Regions from separate parts of the Homo sapiens genome. Here region 2 is linked to region 1. A link is a loop called in an ENCODE intact Hi-C map of the cell type or tissue named here. Cell type or tissue: endothelial cell of umbilical vein. All regions are shown on one strand. Each heading gives the region's core, and the rest is flanking DNA. Links, peaks and the distances in the headings are about the cores only. Region 1 overlaps TANC1 (tetratricopeptide repeat, ankyrin repeat and coiled-coil containing 1). Region 2 overlaps TANC1 (tetratricopeptide repeat, ankyrin repeat and coiled-coil containing 1).

Region 1 (11,018 bases), core at 2,022-10,021:
CTGGAAACTATCATTCTCAGCAAACTATCACAAGGACAGAAAACCAAACACTGCATGTTCTCACTCATAGGCGGGAATTGAACAATGAAAACATTTGGACACAGGGCGGGAAACATCACACACGAGGGCCTGTCATGGGGTGGGAGGATGGGGGAGGGATGGCATTAGGAGAGATACCTAATGTAAATGATGACTTAATGGGTGCAGCAAACCAACATGGCACATGTATACATATGTAAGAAACCTGCACATTGTGCACACGTACCCTAGAACTTAAAGTATAATAATAATAATTTTTTACAAAAAGCCTCAACTCACGTTCAGCGACAGCTTGCAAATGCTGCAAGAGCTTCTAAGCACCCTAGGTTTTTCCTACATAAGGTTGATGACCTCACTGGCATAGTATCTAAGCATTCACTGCAGGACAGCACCACCTGGTGAACAGTCGTAGCTCAAATACCTGAGGTTTCCCAGGACAGGCTCATAAAAGGGAGAGGGCCCTGGCAGCCAGGAAGGGAATCGTCTCCCAGCTGCTGCATGTCCTTCAGCCAAGTCTCCTTTCATAAAGCACACCTCAGCAGAAAAGGGAGACTCCTCATCTGTCCTAACCACAACCGACAGACAAGTATAAAAGAATACCCATCACAGCCCACAGCACGCCCACTCTCACAGCATGCCCGCTCTCAGACCCTCTGTCCGGAGGACCCACAGATGCGTGTGCACCCTTAAAATTAAATCTAACAGGTCATGTACACATAGACATGCACTTTCTCTTTGGCCTCTTCCCCACCTACAGCAACCCATTTATAAAACTTCTGTAAGGGCAGCAGGGGAAAAGTCCTTTCTGAGTTTAAAGCTACAAAGGCACCACTATAAATTACAGAGTCGCAGAGATCTCAAGGAAGGCAGCTTCCTGAGAGGAGGAAGACTGTCCCTCCAGCCTGTTTTTGTGGTGATGAGATCACAGAGTTTAGATTCTGTATTTGGTCCTACATGGGTTTTAAGGGCCTTCTTTAGTAATTACAGAAAGGAAAAAGGAAGGTCAATGAGACCAGAGAAACTGAGTGGTGTTTGAGAGGTTACTTATAACTACAGCGAGATCACCTATCAGACGCAGAAAAGAAACTATGCCTTGAGATTTTTGTTGTTGTTCTTCAGAATAAATTTTAGATTAGCAAAAAAATTATGAACTTTTACTGTTTTGGCATTCCTGTGTTCAAAGGCCTTTTTCAATGCACAACCCAGCATTTGGGCCCATGATAGTTTTGAAAAAATGAGCATTACACCACAAAATATTCTCATGTAAAAGATGACAAAATATACTTATTGTGGGAATTTTTCTGAAACCTAAAACACAGGAGGTTAGAGACTAGCTGAATGAGAATTTCAAATGCCCATCAATAGCTTTTTCTTTTCAGATCTAATTTCCCACTGACTCCTTCAAAAAAAAACTTCATAGAGAATTATTACAGTTTACCTCGTGGTCATCACTTTCTTGCAAGGATGAACAGACACACTTCAAATTTGTTTATCCAATAGAAGTATTCATCAAAAAAATTTTTTTTCTCCCAAGTACCCTTCTAAAGCCTAGCACTGGGCCTCCTCAGACCACAAGACAAAGGCTACTGTATGTGTTCATGGACCAAAGCATGTCTCCATCGATTCCATGTGACGGTCCAAATCCTCCAGCTGTAAAGGGTTCTGCAGCATTGAACACTGCTTTGACTACAATGTGAGGCCCAGAGAGGCTAAACAACGTGACAAAGACCACTCAGGCAAAGCCAGCGTCGGTGAGTTCGTGAGGACGTTCAAGTCACACTCAACCACAGCACAGTGGAAACAATACCACAGAAATCCTAAAGCAAATAAAAGAAAGCTCTTCTTTCATGTTGAATGCTGCTATTTAATAGAAAGCAAGCTTACATAACAGAGGAAGATGGGAGGAGGAGAACTTCATGGGGATCTGTCCTACATTTGGGGCTTGAGTAGCAAAAGGCATTAAAACATACCAATTTCCATCCCAAATCTTTCAGCTTCCATTTCCATGAGACAGGTGTCCTGCTAGTACTGTTACACTATCAACCGCCCTGAGGTGGTTTTCCATCCCATGGCCCATGAGAATCTCCTAGGTAGCTTTAAAAATTCTGAGGCCTAGAAAAAGTGAAACGGGATCTCTGGGAATAGGGCCCACTGGCGCTTTTCAAACCCGACCAGTTGATTTTAATGTGTAGCCAGGATTGAGAGTCACTACACCTGACCAACTCCCAGCTGTTTCTTTTGTCCTCCTGATGGGGTCAGGTGGGAAATATTTATGCCTCAAAAACAGGGGAGAGAGGGAAAAGCAAATGGACCAGGGAAGAGAGCTGAAGAAAGTTGGAGTGAATAACGATTTGTAGGTGATGATCGCTGGAGTGGGTGCAAGGTGTGGCCCAAGGGAGAAGGCAGGAGGAGGGACAGATTAGGCCATTCACTAAGTGAGCCCTGCATGGCATCTGCATTGAGTCCGGCTGCTTTGGCAGGTAGAGGCAGGGCCAAGAGGCAGCAATTCAAAGCTCATCTGTAAAGAATATTTCCATTAAGTGTTAACTATATGAGAAGTGATATGATGGTTTTCAGATGTGAGGAATTTACTGCACCACTGTATTTGCCACTATGATTTCACCTGTTCTTCTAATAGTCCTGATAGGGTTTTTGTTTTTGTTTTTGTTTTTTACTGAGGATCCATATTTTCTTGCTCACCAAGTTTGACAAAGCACAACGCATTCAAGGATAACTACTAAGAGCCACAGTGCCTGAAGAACAGAGCTTTCCTTGGTATAAAACCAGCTGGCGCACATGCAGGTTGAATGTGACCTTGATTTCATGAGCATCATGATGTTTTCAGATGTGACAGAGGCTGGATAAGAAAGAACCTGGGGTGAAGCCTGCGGGAACACCGGCTCCATCTGAGGTGCTAACCCTATTGTCACTCCCATGTCCCGTCATTCTTAGGAATACCTGCTTGCTACCTGCTCTTCTGTAATAGAGGGACAACCACCAGGCTGTTGAGTCTGGATGGCTTCCCCAATTTCTGTCTCTCATGGGAAGGAAATTCATCTGCTTTGCCTTACCCATCCTTTACCAATGTTTCCCAAAGTGTATCCCATCTGTACTAGAGCAACCTGGGCTGCTCCTGGGCACTTCCCCTCTCCCGCAGCCCATGGGCAATCACACCTGGAGCCCAAGAGACTGCATTTTCATCAGCCACACAACTCAACAGTCTGTGAACCGGTCATACATTTACGATTCTTCCTTTGAAATGAGTTCCTCAGTTGTGCTGCTACATCTGTCCCTAACCTCTGCCACTTCCTAACTGGTGATTCACAAATTCATCCATGGCCACTTACTTGAATCCCACTTGGATCCCACCCTCCCGACACCAAGCCCCTGACTTAAATCACTCTTCTCTGAACTCACACAAGATGCAAAACCACTGCTTTTAATCGGGAGTTTCAGGTCTGTTTGTTCTCTCTCCCAACCACAGACTAGGCTTCTTGATGGCAGGCTCCATGACATCCCACTGAACCTTTTGCAGGGCTCAGTATATTTAGGCTGTACAAACAGTGGCTGACGGACCGGCCAAGGCTTGCTCAGCCCTGGGTCTTCCTCCGTTGAGCTTCTTCTCATTTTCCCTGAGAAAACTTTCACTCTTTCCATAACAAAATTGATTCAGGCAAGAGTAGGAGGAAAAAAGGGGGAGGCCTATCAAAGACAGAAGTCATATGCTGCAACCTCAACTTATCCAGAAAACACCAAGAACCAAGATGCAAATAAGTCTTCAAAGCTGCCAAAATCTGGGGCTCAGTTCATGCACAATGCAGAAGGGAACTCCTAACCCCCACACCAACCCCCAACACCTCTTCACAGGCTCTCCCTCAGAGCCCTCCCACTGTCTTTCAGATTCAATTCTAACAGGAGAGAATATGTGGTTTCCCAGACTGTTGTAAGTTAAGAGAATGGAGGGACAGTGTTAGATCTGGGCACAATGACAGCCCTGAGAAGCTGCGACTGACAGGAGAGAATCTGTAAAATTCGAAACAGTAGATTACAGGCTGTTATATTTTAACAGCCTTTCAATCCCCAAATGCATGCAAGGACGCCAAAAAAAAAGCATTTTAAAGCAGCACAATTCTTGGCTCTGAAAGGTGACCCTGGGCACCAAGAAAAGGTTACTTTGCTCACAGTGTGTCTCTGCCACTATATCCAGGAGAGATATCCACATGGCTAACCTCAGTCCACAAGATCCAAATGTCCTCAAAAATAGGAATGGGGACTGTATCCAACTGCAATGTGCTGTCTCTGTGTGGTCTCTAACACCAACGGAAACCAGGACAGGCTTTCTCAAAAGCACTGCCATTCTGATCTGGAATATTCCATCTGAGTACTCTCCCATTCATTATTCTCATCCATCTTTTCTTACGGTATCTGTGAGTAAAGCTCCTCACCAGATTATAAACTTCTTTGAGCAGATGGACTATGCCTTTGTATTAATGACACGCCCCCTATCTCCTCCTAAGTCACCAATGAAGCCTTCTGAATCTTTGCCAGTTCAATCTGCCCCAGATACCCCAGGGCCATATGACCTTAGGGAAGAAGGTATTTGAATGAGAGTGTTTTTAAACAGCCTAAGCGTTTCTGTAGTCTCTAAAGGTATTAAGTTTTCAACTTTCTTAAAGATGATAAAATTGGTTTAAATGTTAGGATTCTGTGATCAATAAGGCAAGCTTCAGTTGACTTTGGAATCTAATCTGTATGACATACAGAGCCAAGGAATAAATTCTGTACTGTTATGCATGCCCATGTGAACCACAGAGGCTAGGGTGAGTTTTCCCTTGCTCTAAAGCAACCTCACCTCACATATCTTTAATCATTCATCTACTCAGAATGGATTATTGGGTGACTTCATATTTATTTCTTTTTTCCAAAGCTCAGCTTTCTGATTTATATATTTATTTCTCGATAAGTAATAGCACTCAAAAGCACCAATTTGCTTCAGGCTTGGTAAAGAGTACTTTCATGAATTTAACTGACAGTTCTGTAATATAGGGTTATAATTTACACTTGGGAAAAATTGAGGAATTTGTTTTGTCTAAATTGAATTTAAAACTACATCCACTTCCAGATTCACATAAGTAATTCTCAGTTTTCAAGCTCATGATTGAATATGTACCTTACACCCTAAGACCCATTCACTTGCAAGCAGGCTGAAATGACCTACCAGGACACTAAAAACCTCTCTATTTAGGTCTAGGCTGTCAGGACATCCAGGCCTGGCCTGTTGTTTTCAGTGTCCATGGCCCTTCCTTCCCCACAGCTGAAGCCTCTTAACCCTTGCCCCCACACTCCCCTTGCTGGCTCAACCCAGCGGGAATTTCTAAGATAGAGATTTAAATAGCTCTGGCTAAGTTGCTCTTGCTGCTTAACAGGCAGGCCCTGACCTTGTATCCAGTAACTTGGCTTTCTTGCTCCTGCATTCCACAGGCCTAAATCACCCTCTAGCTCAGTTCTGATAAGGAGCCTGAGACCCTCTCTGGATAATCTGCTGCTAACTCCTCAGGGGCTGAGGAGCTGCCTTGCTCTTGGCAATCTTCCAGGGGACTGGAGGTCACTCTGACTCCATATGGCCAGAGAAGGTCTGGGGACATGGGTGCCTGTGTCAGGCTACTCATATACCCTGAGCCACCAGCCCTGAAGACCTCAGCCCCTTCCTCCTGACACCTGGACTCCCTCCCAGCTGCAGTGGCTGGATCTGCTGCCCCCAACTCTGAGATGGGGGTTCCAAGCCCAGTGCCTCCGGATGCATTAGGAAATGACTCATCACAAAAAGCTGAGGGTCCTCTGGCCAGAACACAAGTCATGAGATCTTGATCTTAGCTGTCAAAAAATGTCAAAAACAAAACCCCAACAACAAACTGAGAAAACAGGATCTCTCTTTTCCTGGAGAATTCAACACCCCTATGTTGGCTTTGAGTATGCTGAAGCCACTGAATCCTCTTTTACTAGTTCTAAGGCGAAAACTGAGGAAAATCAGAGAAATGGCTACAACTGTGTCTTCTCTGAATAGAGGAGAATCAGAGAGCTTCTTATCAACCACTTCAAAGCTAACATCCATGATTATTGAAATTACAACTATGAAATAACTTCTGTCCTAGGAAATCAAGTCATCTTCTAAAAGAAAAATAAATGTGTATGTGCATTTTTATCAATATACTTTAAAGATCCAGACAAAAACCCTAGCTGGTTAAAGTGTACTACACTTTAGAATAACATAAAAAACAGCAACCTTCATTTTCTGGTCAAAGATTATTTTTGTAATACCTAGTAATTTCTACAAAATTCTAGCATTTTTTGCTTTCTACCACCATTCCGTAGAAAGACATTCCCCCCTTGGCTTTATATCTTTGCTTTTTGATCTTGTTAACAATCCAGAAAATTCCAACCTTGCAATTTTTTTTTTCACCCCGGGAAGGAATAACACACAGTCACTTAAAAACCAAAAGCAGTGTCAACACTTCTCAATGACACAGCTGCTGTGAGTGACCAGTGAATAAAAGGGTTTTTGTGGGGAAATGTTGACTTCTCTCCAAAATAATTCTCAGTGTTATTGAAGACATGATCAAAAATAGTAGAGGCTGGGTACAGTGGCTCACACCTATAATCCCAGCACTTTGGGAGGTCAAAGCAGGAGGACTGCTTGAGAACAGGAGTTCAAGACCAGCCTGGACAAGATGGCAAGACCCCATATCGCTATGTTAAAAATACAGGCATGGTGGCACATACGTGTAGACCTAGCTACTTGGGAAGCTGAGGCAGGAGGATCACTTGAGACTAGGAGTTCAAAACTAGCCTGGGCAACACAGACCTCACCTCTACACAAAATTTTTAAAATTAACTGGGTGTGGTGGCAAGCACCTATAGTCTTAGCTACTCAGGAGACTGACGTGGGAGGACTGCTTGAGCCCAGGAGTCCAAGATTATAGTGAACTATGATTGTGCCACTGCACTCCAGCCTGGTTGACAGAGCAAGACTGTCTCTAAAAAATAATTATAAGGCATTAGTTAAGCAAGAAATACTAAGTACTTATGATAAACCACAGTGAAAATACTCAAACTATATGGACACTTGGTTTCAAAAGAGGGTGCCTAGACAGGAAAGAACCCACTCTGTATGCCATGCATTACATGGAACAATGCACATGTTCCATATTACAAACCTTTACTTAAAAAGTGAGGCATACGATCCAACAATCTCATTTCTGGGTATTTATCCAAAAGAACTGAAGTCAGGATCCCAAAGAGCTATTTTCACTCCCATGTTCATTGCAGCATTATTCACAATAACCAAAGTGTAGAAGCATCCTAAATATTCACTAACAGATAAATGGATAAACAAAATGTGATATATACACATAATGGATCATTCCGCCATAAAAAAAGGAAATCCTGATACATGCTACCACATGAATGAAACTTGAAGACATCACACAAGAGAAATAAAACAGTCACAGAAGGATAAACAGCACACGATTCCACTCTTATGAGGTATATAAAGTAGTCAAACTCTGCTAGGCACTGTGGCTCACACCTGTAATCCCAACACTTTGGGAGTCTGACTTGGGAGGACCACTTGAGGCCATGAGTTCAAGACCAGCCTGGGCAACATAGCAAGATCCTCATCTCTATAAAAAAATCTACAAATTAGCTGTGTATAGCAGCACATGCCTATAGTCTCAGCTGCTTGAGAGGATCACTTGAGCACAGGAGTTTGAACTTACAGTGAGCTACACTCAAGCCACTGCATCTAGACTGGGCAACAGAGTGAGAGACCCTATCTCAACAATAATAATCATAATTAATTAATTAATAATCAAACTCATAGAAGCAGAGCAGAATGGTGAATGCCAGGAGCTTGGGGAGAGAGGAAAATGGAGAATTGTTGAAAGAATATAAAGTTTCAGTCACAGAGGATGAAATACTTCTAGAAATCAGCTGTATAACATTGTGTTTATAAGTTAACAACACTGTACACTTAAAATTTTGTTAGGAGTTAGATCTCATGTGTTTTGTTTTGTAACCACAATTTTTTAAAATATGAGGATACAAACTCAAGGATTCAGATTACATTAGCTTCAAAGTTCTTGTCCTTTCTACTGTTTCATTTTGTCTACACACAAGAGAAGTATAAACAGTAAAGAATAGGCCCGACATGATGGCTCACACCTGTAATCCCAGCACTTTGGGAGGCCAAGGCGGGCAAATCACTTGAGGTCAGAAGTTCGAGACCAGCTTGGCCAACATGGTGAAACCCCGTCTCTACTAAAAACACAAAAATTAGCCAAGTGTGGTGGTGTGTGCCTATAATCCCAGCTACTTGGGATGCTAAGGCAGGAGAATCCCTGGAATCTAGGAGATAGAGGTTGCAGTGAGGTGAGATTGCACCATTGCACTCCAGCCTAGGCAACAAGAGTGAGACTCCGTATCAAGAAAAAAAAAGCAATTAGCATATACTATGGTTTGAATGTGTCCCCCAACTTTCATGTGTTGGCAACGTAATCCCCAAATTCATATGTGGAGTGGAGGTGAGGCCTTTGGGAGGAAATAAGGATGAGATGAGGTCATCGGGATGGGGCTCCCATGATAGTACTGGCGGCTTGAAAAAAGAGGAGAGACTTGAACTGACATGCACGCTCTTGCCCTCTCGCTGCGTGATACCTTCTACCACGTTATGAAGCAGGAAGAAGACCCTCATTTGAAGCTAAGCAGATGCCAGCACCATGCTCCTGGACTTCACAGCCTCCAGAACTGTGAGAAATAATTTTCCCTTTTTTATAAATTATGCAGAAGGTGGCATTCAGTTATAGCAAGAGACGGACTAAGACTGAAAATTGGTACCAAGAATGGGGTCATTGCTATAACAGATAGCTGAAAATGTGGAAGTGGCTTTGAAACTGGGCAATGAGTAGAGGCTGGAAGGGTTTGAGGGAGCAAGCTAGAAAAAGCCTGTAATTGCTATAAGTGGAGCATTAGGGGAGATTCTGATGAGGGTTCAGAAGACGAGAGCTAGGGAAAAGTCTGAATCTTCTTCAAGATTTGCTTAAGTGGTGGTGGCCAAAATGTTGGTAGAAATTTGAACAGTAAAGGCCATTCCGACAAGGTCTCAGACGGAAATGAGGAACAAAGTACTGGAAACTAGAGTAAAGGCCATCCTTGTCACAAAGTAGCAACAAGCTTGGCTAAATTGTGTCCATGTCCTAGGTCTTTGTGAAATGCAGAGCTTGAGGGCAATAAACTAAAATATCTGGCAGAAGAAATATTTAAGCAGCAAAGCATTCAGGATATTGCATGGTTACTTTTGACCACATTCAGTGATATATGAGAGCAAAGAAATGACTTAAAGACAAAATGTATAATTAAAAGGAAAACAGAATGGGAAGACTTCAAAACTCTGCAGCCTGGCCACATAAAGAGTGAAAAAGACGCTTCCCTCAGCAGCACATATACTAAAACTGGACTGATACAGAGAAGATTAGCATGGTCCCTGCACAAGGATAACACGCAAATTCATGAAGCATTCCATGTTTAAAAAAAAAAAATGAGTGAAAAAGTGTGTTCAGGAGAGGAAACCAAGGCTGTGGGTAGGTGATCATTTGTTAAGGAGATTACTATTGATAGATGAAATTATCAAGAGAATAGGAAAAAGACCCCTGCCATTTCAGAGATCTTTGAGGCTGTCCCTCCCATCCCTGGCCCAGAGCTCTAGAAGGGCGGAATGGTTTCAGAAGGACCCAGGCACCCTTCATGGGGTTGCTGCCCAGGGCCCCCTTGGGTCTCTGCTTTCTGCATCCCAGTGCAGCACTCCTCAGCCACCCCAGCTGTGGCTCAAGCGACCCCAAGTGCAGCTCAACCCAGCACTCCAGAAGGTACAAGCAGCAAGGACTAGCAGCATGTACCAGGCTCAGGATACTCTGAGCCACCTTAGGACTCTATAGAGAGTCCCTACCAGCAAGAAGGCCCTCCCAGATGCAGCCTCAAGACACTGGACTTCATAGTCTCCAAAACTGTAAGAAATAAATTTTCTTTATAAATTGCTGAGTCTCAGGTATTCAGTTATAGCAATGGAAAACAGCACATAATTAAAGGCTAGAGTGCAGGGTAGGAGAAATTGAGAGGAACAGGAAGCCAAAGAAGCTGAGGTCATCGAGGAAAGCCTCAAAAAAAAGGGCAACATAGGCCCAACCCTGAAGGATCAGCTGAGGCTGCAGGGACTGCTACAAGCATCTGAGTAAGGACACTGAGCTGGTCCACGCCAAGAAGGCATGCTAGGCAACAGCTTTTAAAGGCTGAGGAGGACATGAACTAAACACTAGAAGCTAAAAACTGAAGCAAGGCCAGACACAGTGGCTCACATCTGTAATCCCAGCACTTTGGGAAGCCAAGACAGGAGGACTGCTTGAGGCCAGGTGTTCAAGACCATGCTGGGCAACAACAGCAACACCCTATCTCTACAAAAAATTTAAAAATTAGCCAGGAATTGTGGGTACCCCTGTAGTCCTAGCCATTGGGAAGCTGAGGCAAGATGATCGCTTGAGCCCAGGACTGGAGGCTTCAGTGAGCTATGATCATGCCACTGCACTCCAGCCTGGGCGATAGAGTGAGACCCTGTCTCTACAAAAAATAAAAATAGCAAAAAACACTGAAGCAAAATCAAAGGAATTGGTCGGAGTTCCCTAAGCCATTTATAATCTAGCTCTCAGAATTTGAATGTTCACTGAATCCCTGAAAAGGCCTTCCTATATGACAAACAAGCAATCAAGAAAGTTTTAAGGCACAGCCATCCATTGGGGCCAACCTGATTAGTTAAATGATCAGAAATAAGACCAGATAAATTGTATACCATTTCAAAGAAATAAATAAAAATATGGTATTATAGTAAAGCCCCATGTATCCAACATCCCTGAAAAACTTACTGTGCTAAAAAA
Region 2 (11,018 bases), core at 1,957-9,956, 68 kb before region 1:
CTGGGTGACACAGCAAGACCTTGTCTCAAAACAAATATATACACATATATTTGTCCTCATGAAAAAGCAATTATATGAGATAATCACATATTCTTTATCAGTAATTCTCAAACTTTGTTACATATTAGAATCACCGAGGAAGCCTTTTTAAAAATCCCAATGTCCAGACCATACTTCATATGCATTTAATCTGAGTCTCTGAACGTAGGAGCTGGGCATCATCAGTACCCTTTAAAATTCCTGGTCTGACTCCAGAGTATAGCCAAATTGTATACAGGTGAACCAGGACTCATTGGCAGGGGAATAAATGGACTTGAAGTGGAGCAAATGCATGCACACTGGTTCTATGTATGAACACATGTTCAAGTACAACAGAAAATCTGTGCGTCACGTTCACAGCTGGGCACGCAGTAAGGAGGCCATCATATAACAAGTTTCCAGGAGGAAACAAAGAATGCTCTCCTATTCACCTCAGCAGGAGGAACTATCCTTTCTGAAGGTTAGATGTCAACTGTGGTCCCAACCACTCAGCAGTGGAAGCAAGGACTAGAACCAGCTGGCTCTACAAGGAGAAATGGGGCTGTGCATGTCCTGTGTTATTCTTCACCCTCCAAGAAGCAGCCTCATGGATCCATGTGAGGCTTTAAGCCCATGCCCTCCTCCTGCCCACACCTTCTATGAAATCAGAACACACTCACATTATTTACAGCTCACAAGCCAACAACGTACAGGCAGAACATCGGCACAGGCTGGCTGACATAAGAGAAGACGCTGGGGACAGCATGGAGGATCAGGGTCTACCAATAACTTGTATGAATTTTGGACAAGTTCCCTAATGACCAAGGGGTCTTTGCTTGCACATCTGCAAAGAGGCCTGGACAGGATGTGCTCTGGAGGCCTCTCCAACTCCAACATGCCTGTGAACCTCCATGATCTCTAGGATCCGCACCAGGCGGCTGAAACTGGGAGCCAACTGAATGTTTTTCTGACCATGAACTTGATCTGACTCAGCTGTCATAATTCCCGACACAGTCTCATGCAAAGAAAGAAAATGAAAATTGCCTGAGAAGTGCAGACAGAAGGGAAGTTCTAAAGAAGGCAGCTACAGAATGACGTCTCAGCCTCTTAAAATTGTCAGTAGTCCACAGTTAGGCCGCACAAAGCACCATCCATTTAAGCTGTTCCCAGAAGATGTGAATTTCAAAAAGCAGCCACTCAAAGAATGCTGGGGGGAATATGAAATCAATACAGCCTTTCTGGAAAGGAAGTGGGCACTATGTATCAAGACTCTTTATAAATGCAGGCCATTTAGTTCAATAATTCCACTGCTGGGAACCTGCTACCCCAAGGAGATATCAGAGATGTTTGTAAATATCACTGGACAAAAGTATTCCTGTTGGAAGTTCTAAAGATGGGTTGTACAACAACGTGAGTGTAATTACCACTGAACTGTACACTTAAATGGTTAAGATGGTCAATTTTGTTATATGTATTTCACCATAATTAAAAAATATTCACACCAGGAATAGCGAAAACATTATAACATGCTAAAAATTTTTTTAAAAAGTAAGTATCTGGCTGGGAGGGGTGGCTCATGCCTGTAATCCCAGCACTCTGGGAGGCCAAGGTGGGCGGATCGTGGGATCAGGAGATCGAGACCATCCTGGCTAACACGGTGAAACCCTGTCTCTACTAAAAATACAAAAAATTAGCCAGGCGTGGTGGTGGGTGCCTGTAGTCCCAGCTACTCGGAAGGCTGAAGCAGGAGAATGGCGTGAACCTGGGAGGCGGAGCTTGCAGTGAGCCCAGATCACACCACTGCACTCCAGCCTGGGCAATAGAGCGAGACTCCATCTCAAAAAAAAAAAAAAAAAAAAAAAAGCAAATATCCAACAATCAGAAATGTTTAAAAATCAATTATAAAATAATGAAACAATGGACAACAAATATCAAACTCTTCAAGTAAACTGGAAATTGCTCGTGATAAAATATTAAGCAAGAGCTGGGTGCAGTGGCTCATGCCTGTAATCCCAGCACTTTGGGAGGCCAAGTTGGGAGAATCACTTGAGGCCAGGAGTTCAAGACCAAACTAGGCAACATGGCAAAAACCTCATCTCTAGGAAAAAAAAGAAAAAAGCAAAGAATTAAATTAGCTGGGCATGGTGGTGCATGCCTGTGGTCCCAGCTACTTGAGGCTGAGGTGGAAGGATCGCTTGAGCCCAGGAGGTTGAGGCTACAGTGAGCCTTGATAGCACCACTGCACTCCAGCCTGGGTGACACAGCAAGACCTTGTCTCAAAACAAATAAAAAAAACTTAAGTGACACAAGCAGCACACAAGAGGGTTACATAATGTGGTCTCAGGTTTAGGTGGAGCAGATTTTTTTCAAAAGACTAGAAGAAAAGATGTTCACAGTAGTTCTTTTTCGATGGGATTTCCAGATTTTCTACAAGAAATACTTGCGGGTTGGGGGAGGGAGTGCCTTCGCAGACATTAACTCATGGTCCAAGAATCAAAGAGACAATATGGCTTCTACTCCACAGCCTGTCAATTTAGTGGTTTTTCCCTTAACAAAACAGGCAGAGAAGTTTTCAAAACTGCTACATCAGCTATGTCCACTGTGAGACAGAACTGGAACTGGAATCGGCAGAAGCGGAAGTGGCCGGCACTCTCCAGTGTCTCCATACAAGGAGTAGGGCAGTATCGCCCACTTGTCACCATCTGCTGTCTTACTCCATCACAGCATTTCAAAGGGTTGCTTCTCATTCATTCATGATGTTTTGATTGTTTGATAATGGGCCCAGAGTGATCTGGGAAAATAAATGCAGATACTTTATAAAGTATCTAATGATATTACTAATAAATCACAGGAAATGAGCTTTTCTCTTCTCTGGAAAACAGCAGCACACATTACAAATATTGATGAATTCTTAATCCAAAAAGACTTGCAACTGCCACAGAACTACTTTAATGGATGCTGGTCCTTGTTTTCATTAACAGAAAATATATTTACCATTAAAAACAAAAGTTTTGAAACAATACTCAGAAAACAATCTTCTAACAATGAAAAAAAAAACCAAATAAATGGAGGAAGGTGGCAGAAGAGTAAATAAAAATAATAACCTCAATATGAGTGGAAAGTAAGAAACTCAATCATGTAACATGCAGGGTCACATTATTGCAAGGTTAATTAAATTATCTCTGGCCCACAGTTCCCAAGATCCAGGAAGTAATCATCAATTGTATTAACATACATATTTTTATTATTACAGGCTGTGTTGTTCAGAGTGTCTTCTTACAGGGGTTTGTAGTATTTGATCCTTGCAAGAATAATTGTTCCAGTCCCTAACAGTTTCTGGATTAGCATCAATTAGTGAAGAGTTTCTATACAAACAACTGAAACAAGTTTGGTTTTTTTGTTTTTGTTTTTTAACCTTGAACAAGAGAGGAATTGGCAGGGGTGGGGGGCATCTTACAAATCAGAACAAAAGTCATCAAGGTAGTTTCGGAGCACATGTCTGAATGATGGCACGACCCTGGAGCATGACCCACTGTGGGGCCAGCGTGGAAGGAGAGGAGGGGAGTGGCTCCATACCTCTGGGTGCTGCAGACACACTGTATTGACTCTATCATTAGCAGCAACAGTGCTAGCTTTTAAAATAGATGAGTCTTTTTAAATCCAGTACACATTCACAACCATATGTCAGTTTTTTTTTTAAATTATTAAAACCAGGCAGGTAGAACATTAGAGCTCTGGATACTTTTACCAACAAAATGGTTTAAGCAGAAATCTGTGTTAGACACTGAAAAAAAATACTGTTCATCATTTGATGTATTGAGTCACTGCCATTTTTAAACAGCATCTCTGCCCTAAACTTTTCCAATTAAAATTACCAAGATAATGAAGCCAAATTACCACTGTGAGACACTAATTTGCTGTACAAATTTGGGCAGTGAACAAGCACTGCTCCGTTAGAGATGTATCTGCTTAGTTTATTTAATTATCATTTGGACCAAAAACATCTAATAGAGAGAACATCCCAAATCCACCAGAAGCTTGTATGTTTCAGAACTATTAACCTTCTATTCTAAGGCCTTGCAAAGAATTTAGCAAAAATAAATTTCATTCCTATGGAGAAAAACTTGAGGATATTTTCTTGAAAAAAGACAAAAACTAATGTGGTCCACACACATATAAGGAGACATGGCTTCATCAGGGATTCTTCTGCCTCCATGCCTGTAACCTCCATGAAACCTTTCTGGGTAGCCACACTCTCCAGGCTTGCCATGCCATTCAATCCCACCTAAAGTCCCACTAAAACACTGAATTTGTGAATAAAATTATATCTGACATGCAGTCTTCCCTGAAGTCTCTCAGGTTTTCCCCAGTCCTAAGGCCCAAGCAACATTAATTCATTTGCAGTAGCACAGACTATAGGTAGGCAAATTGTACAAAAGGTCAAATCTCTGCACTTGGCATTACCTTCAACAGAGATCCCTTAAAAATATCGATAGTTTCTGAATTATCTCTATTATCTATTATATAGAGATGAGGTATAAGACATCTTGTTTGTCCTCAAGCATCAGACAGAGGAAGCACATAATGTTTTTAAGAAGAAAAAACTACTCAGTGATACTTTTAAAAGCATAGTAGGGCAGACTTTATTCAGGACCATCTTAACACATATAGGGACCAATGCAGTAGGATTTTGCAGTTAGGGAAAGAGTTGATTGAGCTCAACTCCAAATACCGCATGGGGAAGTGGGAATTTATAGCCAAGGAACAGGGTAGGTATCGGTGCATGAAAAATTACTAAGAGGCAACATCAGGGGTAGGAAGGCAATTCTTGTTAAAGACAGGTCAGGGTGACCAGATGTCACCTGGAAGATGGTGGAGGATGAGGAATCTAATCAGATTTGGGTGGGGGTGGGGAGGCGTTCTTGCTAAACTTAGTAGCATGCTTCTTAGCTAAACCTGGATTTTACAAGAAAATGTGTGCGCACACACACACACAGACCTAGGAGAAAGTTCAGGAGCATGACTACAGTGTAGCCAAGCAAAGTTTTTTTGTTTTGTTTTGTTTTGTTTTTTTTTTTGGTCAATATACCCACTAATTCAGGGGAAAAGGACAAATGACGTACCTGATAATAAAGAAAAAGTAAAACACTGTGCATACTTTTTGGGAAGAGTAATTCCAATCAGGATAACCCAGTATGACAGGCAGTGTGGGAACTATGATTTGAAGGAAGAGAAGAAATGTGACAAAGAGATACAGCAGTGAGGGAGGGCAAAGAAGGAAGGACGGACATTCCAGGAACTTCCCCAAATACTGATAAACAGGTCAAATTCCTTGGCACAGGAAATTACTTCATACCAAAAAGGTTCCTGAGTTCCAGCTAATTAATGGATTGTAAACAATGTTGTCCTAAACCAGAAAATTCTGCAACAATAAAAGATTTTGGACACTCACAAATTCATAGCACCGTTTCTAACATTCAGAGCCTTTAAGGGTGCCCTCCTAATTTTACCCGCACATAAACCTCAAAGATCTACTAAATGAGTCAGCATAGGTGATCTCAAGTAATACAAATATTACCAGGAAATCAGAGAAACAGATACCATTTCACAGCCCTAGGCACATTTTTGATAGATTCTGAATATGTTTACATGTAATTGAGAAGAATCCTTACACTGGCATATGATCAACTGGGCCCCAAATTATCCGCCTTTTGTAAACACTCCACAAACCTTAAAAAAAAAAAATCCAAGAATTTTTAAAACTCAAGGTATCAGCATTTTAGAAAGGCTTTCCTCACATGTGAATCATAACCTCTCAAAGTTCTGTTTTGTTTTTTTTGGGTAATGTTAAGTGTAAAACACATTGATAGAGGGAAGCCAAAATACTTCCAAAGTATAATAGGAATAATCCAAAGTCTGTTTCCCCCACCCCCCTTTACAAGTCTGAGTTTTCACAAACAAACTTTATAGCTGTTCAAATGCTAGATGATGTAATCAAATGAAATACATCAGTATATACTAGGTAGTAATAAATAGACTATTGTCAGATGACATTTGCCTACATCCATAACCTTTAAACACACCACGTATGAGTTTGGATTACAGTCATGTGTCACTTAATGATGAGGATACATTCTGAGACAGGCGTCATTAGGTGATTTTGTCATTGTGCGAACATCCTCAAGTGTACTTCACAAATCAAGGTGGCATAGCCTACTATATACCTAGGCTATATGGCATAGCCTATTGCTCCTAGGCTACAAACCTGTACAGCACGTTACTATACTGAATGCAGTAGGCAACTATTAATGTAGTGGCAAGTATCTGCATATCTAAACATAGAAAAGGTACAGTAAAAACACAGTATTATAACCTCATGGGACCACCATCATACATGCAGTTTGTCATTGATCAAAAGAAACATCATTAGTCGGTGCCATAACTGTATAGTGCTCCTTAATTCATCAGCAAGAAAACAACAAAATTGCTGGTTAACATCAGTACTGATAACAAAATCTTTAATCTTTATAAAAATCTAGCCTGGTAGTCCAAACAGGATGAATCTATTAAAACCATACTTTTTCCTTAAATTAAAAAAAAAAAAAGATTTATTTCTTCTAGAAGATACTGCGACAAAGAAAAAACATTGTCCCAGAAGATTTCTCATGGGCACTAGTTTTGCTTATTTTCAATGCAGGTACTACATATATAACCAAGGCAGCTCCTTCATTGCCTGTTTACCTGGGGATTTTTTGTTCACTCTTGATTGCACCAAGTGAGACTGTCGAGGCAGCAAAGGTGAGGAAGGCAGAGACATCGAGACACCTTTGGCCAAGCTCACCCTATAGGTGTCCTCTGCTGTGGGAAGACTGCTCACAGGAGAGTCAGCACTGTGGTCAAGGTGCAGGACTGGAGAAGTCTCTGGACCAAAGTCACTTCCTAGAGTAGAGAGAGAATACTTAGGTTAAACCATCCATTCATTATAAGTTGATGCAAATTTAACTCCTATAAACTATATTCTCAGAATATAATTCCCACATATCAGATGTGTGTATTGAATTTTTTTAAATGACTTTTCCCCCACTACTCTTGAAACTTTTTACCCTGTGAGGGAAAACTCAAGCATCAGTGAACTCTGCTCCATGTGCCTTTCTGCACTACCCTAACTGATCTGGTTTCAATCCCTAACAAAGGATCCAGGAAGCCACTGATCTGGGATTAGATCAAGGTCAAGTATGAATGATCCACAAGAAGCTTTGATCTCAGAAAAGGAAAAGGAGAGGGCTTACTAGCCTTACATGAGTATCAGTAAAACAGATTCAGATACCAACCCTTCCAGAACTCCCAGGCCTCCACTGCTCCTCTCTAATAAGAAAAGACTAAGTGAGAGTGTAGTCTACATCCACATTCCTCCCCAGCACCATCCCTTGGCTCCCATCCCATCTACTCAACACTCCCCATGACACAGGGCCACCCTCCTAAAACTCAAACAGCCCCAAACCAGTCATGGGACTGGAAACATTGCTCACTTATTAGGCAGCTTCCGCTTGACACTCCACCCCTAAACAAGCTTGGGAACAAACAAGCTTACTATTAGGAAATTAAACATTGTTAAATATGGTAAACCCCAAGTTTCTCCTCAAAAAAACCAGTATGTCAGTATGTTCAGCTCTTATTCTTTGATTCTCCATTTTAAAGTTTAACTTCCTGGTTCTCTTTGGCTTCTCGCTTCTAGTTTCAGTCAACAACTTTCCCGCCAATCCTAATTAGTAGTTCACGTCTGTTCCCTGGTTACCTGCTCTGTCCTGACTCATCCCGGTCACCTGCTCTGACCTAAGTCACCTTTAGTTACCTGTTCCTCACCGTCCTTCCCACCAAACCCCGCCATTCTGGCTCATGCCCCTGCCCTCTTTAAAACAGTCAGTCAGAACTAGCTTAGACTGTGTGGTCCAACCCTAGCCAATAGGGGAACAACACAGCAGCAGGGGCTACCTGCGTCAGGAATAAGAACTCCTGCCCCTCCCCTGTCCAGGTGTGCTCTCGCCATTGTTCCATCTGTGATGAGCACCCTTTCTGCAGAAAGTAAAAACTGCCTTGCTGAGATAATTAAATTTATGTTTGAGTGCTATTTCTTTGTGGCACCAGGGAACAAGCATTTCTAACAACATTCTAGGGTAGACAGAACCTTAAGAAGCAGAAAGGATGTAATCACAATGTTAAAAAATATATACAAGAAAGAGTATCTTGGCTGGAACTAGTCTCCCAAAAAAAAAAAAAAAAAATACAGCCAGTCCTCATGTATTCAGATAACACATTTTCCTCTGACTGCTTCTTCCCACCAATCACCTTCCCCGCTCGTTAGTATGTACTAAGATGGAACTGAGGATGTGCAGGGAAAGAATGTAAATCATTACCTGCTTCTTAAAAAGCATCTTCAAACTCTAAGTCACAGAGAGCAGAATTTGAAAGATGTATAAACTTTCCCACAAGCACACCAGTCTCTATGACAAAAGCTATCCAACCAGTCCTTGCCACGCCTTCCTGGCTCCAAAAACAAACCAAAAAAACCACACATACACACACACAATCAAAGACCAGATTTTAAAAAAAGAAACAATGAAAGCTGCCTAGCTAGGCAGGAACTAAATTCTGCAGATTTTTGTGTACAAGGCTCAAAGGGGATACAAACCAGACCATCAAGTTTCAAGTGGTATCACTGTGCTTGTTTTTTGTGTTAGGAGTCAAGAGGAAGTAGAGTCACCCCCTCCATATAGGACATATGCCTTATATGAGACATATAGGACAGGTACATGCCTTACTTTTTTTTTTTTTTTTTTTTTTTGAGACAGTCTTGCTGTGTTGCCCAGGCTGGAGTGCAGTGGCACGATCTCGACTCACTGCAACGTCCACCTCCTGGGTTCAAGCGATTCTCCTGCTTCAGCCTCCTGAGTAGCTGGGATTACAGGCGCCCGCCACCACACCCGGCTAATCTTTGTATTTTTAGTAGAGACAGGGTTTCACCATGTTGGTCAGGCTGGTCTTGAACTTCTGACCTCGTGATCTACCTGCCTTGGCCCCCAAAGTGCTGGGATTACAGGCATGAGCCACAGCGCCTGGCCAGCACATGCCTTACTTTTAAAGGGAACTCACAGCAGAGCAGTGAACAGAAAAGCCCCACAATGGGCATGTCAGCAAAGTCAGATAATTTTAGTCTCTCCTGGGTTACCTATGCATGGACGGTTTTTATAAACCTGGGAAACTAAAGATTTATCACTCACTGCCCAAATGACTGGCATTTGAAGAAACAAGACAGATCAGAAAACTCACTAGGGCTGGGTGCAGTGGCTCATGCCCATAATCCCAACATTTTGGGAGGCCGAAGCAAGCGAATCACGAGGTCAGGAGTTCGAGACCAGCCTGGCCAACACGGTGAAACCCTGTCTCTACTAAAAATACAAAAAAAATAGCTGGGCATGGTGGTGGGCACCGGTAATCCCAGCTACTTGGGAGGCTGAGGCAGGAGTATCACTTGAACCCAGGAAGCAGAGGTTGCAGTGAGCCGAGATCACACCACTGCACTCTAGCTCGGGCAACAGTGCGAGACTCCATCTCAAAAAAAAAACAAAAAACAAACAATAAAAAAACACCTCTCACTGGCGTTACAAAAATAAGGACATTCATGCAAATGCCCAGGACAAAGTTCTGTCCTCAAGGGAGAGAAGCAGACAGGAGTTAGAGGCCTTTCCTCCTAGAGGCTGTGTGGACAGCAGTGGCCCCCAGGCTGGCCCCCACCCCCCCCCCACACACACACAAGCTTCATCCACCCTCTTTTGCTAGCTAGCACTGTAAGATACCATTGTCACCAATCCCCAGAACCACAGGGGCCAGTCTTATAGCACTGTGCATGAGTCTGGAATCTTTGAGAAACCACCTCGAGGCTTTCGGCCAGGTCACGAGTTTTCCCAGCTGCTTTCCCTTCAACTGTCTGGCGAGGAAACAGATCTTAAGGCAGAGCTAGGCTGCACCATGATGCCAGCGCGCAGTGGAGCCGGATGCCCTCTGACCCGACAAACTTGTAAAAGCTGAGGGATGGTTGTTTTCTCATCACCACCTCACTCTCACACTGAGAATGCAAGCAGGTGCTGTGCCTACAAGAACCACATCACGTCACCTAATTCATGGGTGTACAGGCAAGAATCACCAAGAGACAGATCAGAACTTGGAAAGCACTGAGGCCACAGCCCCAGAACATTACATACAAAAGACGTGTGGGGGACCTTGAAGAGGTGACACTGGTTTTCCATGTGGTTTGAAGAGAGCTACATTGCCCTGTGGCTGTTCTCACATAGGCTAAATCACAGACCCAGCTAGTCAAATGGCTGTGGGATGGCCTGACAGGCCACAAAGGCACTGTCTCCCCTACTCACACATGAGTATTACTGACCTATACAAAAACAAATAAAAACCCAGATTTCAAGTCCTTTAATTTGCATGAGGACACAAAAGAAGGGAGAAATACATGTACCACCACCAGAAATAAACAGCATTGAGAAAAGGTTTATTTTCTTAAATACTTATAATTCTCCAACATGACACAAGAGAAATTAGGCATTGAAGGGAAAAAGAATTAAAAAGTTTCCTAATTATAAATTCTGCCCATAAACTTTGTTTATAACAAGCAAAGCAAATATTTTCATTAATTGCAAATGTGGTGCAGATGAGTTTCCAAAGCATGCTGTAAGCATGAGGACCTTCAGCCTTTGGAGCAGCTGGGCTCCAGCACTATGATTTTATGCAGGCTGCAATAAAACGAGGCTTAAGAGAAGAGGGAGGGGGAGGGGGGTTTCCATTTCAAGTTTACTTTACCATCTCACTATAATCACTCTCAAACATGTTGTTCTGTTTGGTTTGTTTTTCAGAGGCAATAAAAGATCTCTAACTTCCAGTATCCTTTCATTAGAAAGGCACAAAGTAGGGAGAGAAGTTTTATGTATGAACAG

Evidence for each region. Hi-C counts contacts between places; a loop is a spot of excess contacts. Peaks named below come from ENCODE experiments on the same cell type or tissue, not always from the same donor. Only the 100,000 strongest peaks of a DNase experiment are listed, where the experiment ranks them.
Region 2: a loop joins it to region 1, with 5 times the contacts of the local background. A loop is called at or near these places in 9 of 110 quality-filtered maps.

The regions. Positions count from the first base shown.
Region 1 is chr2:159,025,640-159,036,657 of GRCh38, reverse strand. The region is part of intron 2 of TANC1 (tetratricopeptide repeat, ankyrin repeat and coiled-coil containing 1); the gene reads right to left. It also overlaps the pseudogene RNU6-580P. Among named protein-coding and RNA genes, the nearest start is that of TANC1, 63 kb to the right of the region's middle. RefSeq lists an enhancer at 4,158-7,182. In endothelial cell of umbilical vein, for the core only: no CTCF peak of the experiment used is centred there; DNase peaks (open chromatin) are centred at 5,497 and 5,827; H3K27ac peaks cover 2,214 bases.
Region 2 is chr2:159,093,576-159,104,593 of GRCh38, reverse strand. It overlaps TANC1 (tetratricopeptide repeat, ankyrin repeat and coiled-coil containing 1), which reads right to left. Exons shown (of 27, transcript NM_033394.3): 4 at 6,760-6,957. Among named protein-coding and RNA genes, the nearest start is that of MIR6888, 88 kb to the left of the region's middle. In endothelial cell of umbilical vein, for the core only: no CTCF peak of the experiment used is centred there; DNase peaks (open chromatin) are centred at 5,353 and 6,003; H3K27ac peaks cover 4,243 bases.